2 separate regions of the Homo sapiens genome follow, and region 1 is linked to region 2. A link is an interaction called in ENCODE POLR2A ChIA-PET data of the cell type or tissue named here. Cell type or tissue: Caco-2. All regions are shown on one strand. Links, peaks and the distances in the headings refer to the core of each region. The heading gives the core; the rest is flanking DNA. Region 1 has its middle 17 kb from the start of ERVMER34-1. Region 2 overlaps USP46 (ubiquitin specific peptidase 46).

Region 1 (2,912 bases), core at 292-2,791, 98 kb after region 2:
TATGTATACACAATATGTATGTATATACACATACACAGTTTTCTATATACTATATATATGTGTGTATATATTTATACACATATATACATATATACACATATGTATACATATATACATATACACATATGTATACATATACAATATGTATACATATATACACATATGTATACATATACACACATATGTATACATATACACACATATATACACACATGTATACATATGTACACACATGTACACACATGTATACATATGTACACACATGTATACATATATGTATACACACGCATATATACATATATACACACACACACACATATGACTGTGCCCAACTAATTTTTAAATTTTTAAAAATTTTTACTTTTTGTAGAGACAGAGTCTTGCTACCTTGCCCAGGCTGGTCTTGAACTCTTGGCCTTAAGTGATCCTCCCACTTTGGCCTCCCAAAGTGCGAGGATTACAGGCATGAGCCACCATGGTTGGCCAATATAGTTGAATAATTGGATAGAAACTTGAAAAATACTCTGAAGGCCTTAAACATTACAAAAATAGGGAACCATTAGAAAACAACTTTTAAAACAAACTATGAAAGAAAAATTAATTTCTTTCTGCTTTGAAGACCTCGGTAGAAACAGACTGGAATATATATTACAATTTTAAGTATCTGTAAAATACTTACACAATGGAACACACAAAAGCACAATAACAGAATAGGAAGATTTAAAAATCAAGTATGACCAAAAAATTTATCCATCTCCACTTCCATCCTGGACATGGTGTGTCTTGCTTTAACTTCTGAAATAGCTCCTACTCGAATAGGTTTCTCTGCTTTTACCCTTGCCTTCCTAAAAATCCACACTCCACATGGAAAGCCAAGTAATCCTTTTTAAAGAACTTAATAAGGCAGGGTCAACTCTCACACTTAATACTCTCCATTGCCTTCCCAGTGCACTAAAATAAAATCCAAATCCCTACTCATGGTTCATAAGGTTTCACATGATCCCTCACCTTATGCCAGCCTACTTCAGCCATTGATATGTCCCACCTGAGTCTTTGTACCAGCTGTTTCTTTTCTTTTCTTTTCCTTTCTCTCTCTCTCTCTCAACCAGTTGTTTCTTTTCTTTTTTCTTTTCTTTTCTTTTCTTTTCTTTTCTTTTCTTTTCTTTTCTTTTCTTTTCTTTTCTTTTCCTCTCTCTCTCTCTCTCTCCCTCCCTCCCTCCCTCTCTTTCTTTCTTTCGAGATGGTCTCACACTCTTGTTGCCCAGGCTGGAGTGCAATGGCACAATCTTGGCTCACCGCAACCCCCGCCTCCCAGGTTCAAGCGATTCTCCTGCCTTAGCCTCCTGAGTAGCTGGGATTACAGGCATGCACCACCATGCCTGGCTAATTTTTAGTAGATATGGGTTTCTCCATGTTGGTCAGGCTGGTCTCGAACTCCTGACTTCAGGTGATCTGCCCGCCTCGGCCTCCCAAAGTGCTAGGATTACAGGCGTGAGCTACCGCACCCAGCCACTTTTTTTTTTTCCCCAAGATGGAGTTTTTTTCTTTCCCCCTGGCTGGAGTGAAATGGCCATCTCAGCTCATTGCAACCTCCGCCCCAGGGGTTGAAGCGATTCTCCTGACTCAGCCTCCCGAGTAGCTGGGATTATAGGTGCCCACCACCATGCCTGGCTAATTTTTTTGTATTTTTAGTAGAGACAGGGTTTCGCCATGTTGGCCAGGCTGGTCTTGAACTCCTGATCTCAGGTCAACCACCCGCCTTGGTCTCCCAAAGTGCTGGGATTACAGGCGTGAGCCACCATGCCCAACCTCTACCAGCAGTTTCTTTTGTCTGGAATGCTCTTCACAATCCCCCATCTTTACAAGACAGGATTCTTCACATGCTTTAGATTCCAGCCTACATAGTTCTTTCTCTGAGAAGCTTTATCTGAGCCCTCAGTTTAAAGTAATAAAAACAAAACAAAGACTAGAGGCTGGGTATGGTGGCTCACACCTGTAATCCTAGCACTTTGGGAGGCCGAGGCAGGTGGATCATTCAAGCCCACAAGTTGAAGACTAGACTGGGCAACATGGTGAAACCCTGTCTCTACCCACAAAACTACAAAAATTAGCTGGGCATGGTGGTGCACATCTGTAGTCCCAGCTACTTGGGAGGCTGAGGTGGGAGGATTGCTTGATCCCAGGAGGCAGACATCAGAGTGAGCCATGGTTGCCACTACACTCCAGACTAGGTGACAGAGTGAGACCCTGCCTAAAAACAACAACAAACCTAAAACAAAACCAAAATATATTTCTATATGCCAGGCACTTTCTAACCCTTTACATACAAAACTCAAAATATTCTCACAAGAACCCAATGAGAGAGATTCTATTATCATTCCCATCATATAGCAAGAAAACTGAATCCCAGCAAATTTGGGTAAAAATCTCAGTATACAGCAAGAAAGTAGCTTATAAGCACCTTTATTTAATTGCTGTGCTCTGCTGCCTGTACAGGGAGCCTTCCAGCTACTCTCAACCATATCACTGTTTTTATTTTCACTATGGCACTTTTCAAAGTGTGATTTTTAAATTTGTGAATTGTTTCTATTGACAGAATGTCTGTCTTGTTCACTGCTATATGTCCAACACCTAGAACAATGACTAGCACATTGGAAATACTTAATACTCAATTTATACATATATATATATACACATATATATACACATATATACACATGTATATACATACACACATATATACACATATACACATATATACACATATATACACATGTATATACATACACACATATATACACATATACACGTATATACACATATATACACGTATATATACACATATATACACACATATATACACATATATACACATATGTATACACATACATATACACACATATATACACATA
Region 2 (2,912 bases), core at 211-2,710:
TGCTAATGACAGAGAGATCTCTCTTGTCCAAGGGCAATCTCTCCTCCTCTATCAGATCCTTCCCGTCAGCATTTAAACATGCTTCAGCATCTCCCATATCAAAAATACACACACCCACACTGCCCCAAACATCACCTCCAGTTACCCTCCTCCTCACTTCCCCCTCAGAGCTAAACTTTCTTAAACAACTGTTTATTCTGAAACATTTATGGATGAATCAGATGATTTCTGAGATGGGTTTCAAACAAGCTGGTGGTGAGGTGGGGAGAAGTGGGGGTGGAGGATAAAGCTGTGTTGTTGAAGTTGAGTGATGGGTGTGTAGGGGTTCACTGTGCTTTCTGTTTATTTTTCACATCGATGTATATAGGCAGAATAGTAGTCCCCCTAACCTCCATAACTAGAAAATACATGACCTGACATGGCAAAAGGAAATTCAGGCTGTAGATGGAATTAATTTGCTAACCCAGTGACCTTACAATAGGGAGATTGTCCTGGATTCTCCAGGTAGGCCCAATGGGGTCAATCACAAGGGTCCTTCCAAGTGAGAGACAGAAGCAGAAGAGATCAGAGTGAGGCAATGTGTGAGGTCTCAGCTCACCCTCACTGGCTTTGAAGATGGAGGAAGAGGCCAGAGGCAAGCAAGGTAGGCAGCCTTTGGAAACCAGGAAAGGCAAGGAAATGGGTCTCCTTACAGCCTCCCAGAAGAACACAGCCTGGTACCACCTTGATTTTAGCCCGGTGAGACCCATTTCAGACTTCTGACCTCCAGAACTGTAAGATCATAAATGTATATTATTTAAGACACTAAGTTGGCCAGGCGCGGTGGCTCACGTCTGTAATCCTAGCACTTTGGGAGGCCAAGGCAGGCAGATCACAAGGTCAGGAGTTCAAGACCAGCCTGGCCAATATGGTGAAACCCCATCTCTAGTAAAAATACAAAAATTAGCCGGGCATGATAGCAGGCACCTGTAGTCCCAGCTACTTGGGAGGCTGAGGCGGGAGAATTGCTTGAACCCAGGAGGCAGAGGTTGCAGTGAGCCAAGATGGTGCCACTGCACTCCAGCCTGGGTGACAGAGTAAGACTCTGTCTCAAAAAAAAAAAAAAAAAAAAAAAAGACACTAAGTTAATGGTAATTTGTTACAGCAATAATAGTAAATTAATACAAAATGTCTCAGGTGTTCCATAATAAAATCTTTTTTTTTTTCTTTTTATGAGACAGGGTCTCACTCTATTGCCCAGACTGCAGTGCATGGGTGTGATCTTGGCTCACTGCAGCCTTGACCTCCCAGGCTCAAGCGATCCTCCCACCTCAGCCTTCCAAGTAGCTGGGACTTACAGGTGCATAACCCACACCCAGATAATTTTTGTATTTTTTTGTAGGGACAGGGTTTTCCATGTTGCTCAGGCTAGTCTCAAACTCCTGGACTCAAGCAACCTGCCCACCTTGGCCTCCCAAAGTGCTGGGATAACAGGTATGAGCCACTGCACCCAGCCTCCTAATAAAATCTTAAGACTTGTCTCTACTTCCTTATCTCCAAATCACTCCTCGAAAAGCCCCTTCTGGGCTCTACCCTCACTTCATCACTGTTGAGCTTCAAATCTGGCAAACTCCATGGCACTTTTAGGTGGCTGGCTTTTTCCAAGGGCTGTCTGGGGCCCTCCACCCTCTCCCAGGCCCAGGCAGGAACCACTCACATGGCTTCAATCAGCTGCTACATGCCAACCATTTCCAACTCTTTCTCGGCAGCCTGGACACCTCATTTCTGAGCTCCAGGCTGAATGAATACTGGCAAATCCACTTACTTGTCTTACAGGATCTCAAAATCAATTTAACTAAAACTAGATTTTTCATTTATCTGGTGTTTCCCTGCTCAGAAAAGAACAATACCCTCCTCTTCTTGGCTCATGTCAAAAACCTATGGGTCATGCCGACATCGTCCTCTGCACTCTCTGCCCATCCATCACTGTCCTATTGCCTCACCCTCACTAAATCTCTCAATCTCATGTGCTTCTCTTTTACTCTACTGCCACCAGCTAGGCCAGACTACCAGATCTCTCATCTGAATTACAACCACATCCTGAATGGCTTCTACTGCCCACCTTACCTACCTCTAACCCCACTGTCAACGCTGCAAAAAGTGCTCTTTTAAAATATGAATCTGCTTAAAATCCTCCAGTGACCTTCACTGCTGTTTCCAACCTCATCTCCTGCCCCTCATCCCCTGTTCCAATGGCCCTCCTGCTGTTCTCCGGTACCTCAAATGCCCCCTGCTTACCATCTGAGTGCTCCTCCTTCCCTGCTTCTTCAGACGCCTGTGTCCCAGCATCCTGCAAGGCCAGCTTAAAGGTCAGCTCCCAGGAGAATTCTACACTGGCACCCCTAGGTTAAGTCAGCCTCTGTGACAGAGAGAATACTGCCCCTCCCAAAGGTGTCCAGGCCCTAATCCCTAGAACCCATGATGACGTTACCTTATGTGGCAAAAGGGACTTTGCAGATATGATTAAATAATTAAGAACCTTGAGATGGGGAGATTATCTTGGATTATCCCAGGAGACACAGTATAATTACAAGTGACTTCAAGAGAGGGAGGCAAGAAGGTCAGAATCAGTGACGGGACGTGACAACAGATGTAGAGGTCAGACGGAGAGACTGAAGATGCCATGCTGCTGGCCTTGAAGAGGGAAGAAGGAGCCATGAGCCAAGGGATGCAGGCAGCCTCTACAAACTAGAAAAGGCAAGGAAATAGATTCTCCCCTAGAGCCTCTGGAAGGTGTACAGCCCTGCTGCACCTGGATTTTAAGGCTTGTGACCTCCAGAACTGTAAGATAATATATTTTTGTCTTTTTAAGCTACTAAGTTTGTGGTAATTTTTACAGCAGCAATAGGAAAGTAATATACCCCGCCCCATGC

What was found. Peaks named below come from ENCODE experiments on the same cell type or tissue, not always from the same donor. Only the 100,000 strongest peaks of a DNase experiment are listed, where the experiment ranks them.
Region 1: POLR2A ChIA-PET joins it to region 2 with 5 read pairs; 4 of 35 experiments call an interaction of 5 or more read pairs at or near these places.

Annotation. Positions count from the first base shown.
Region 1 is chr4:52,733,371-52,736,282 of GRCh38, forward strand. No RefSeq gene overlaps it. Among named protein-coding and RNA genes, the nearest start is that of ERVMER34-1, 17 kb to the right of the region's middle. In Caco-2, for the core only: no CTCF peak of the experiment used is centred there; a DNase peak (open chromatin) is centred at 1,811.
Region 2 is chr4:52,635,615-52,638,526 of GRCh38, forward strand. All of the region lies in intron 1 of USP46 (ubiquitin specific peptidase 46), which reads right to left. Among named protein-coding and RNA genes, the nearest start is that of USP46, 22 kb to the right of the region's middle. In Caco-2, for the core only: no CTCF peak of the experiment used is centred there; no DNase peak of the experiment used is centred there.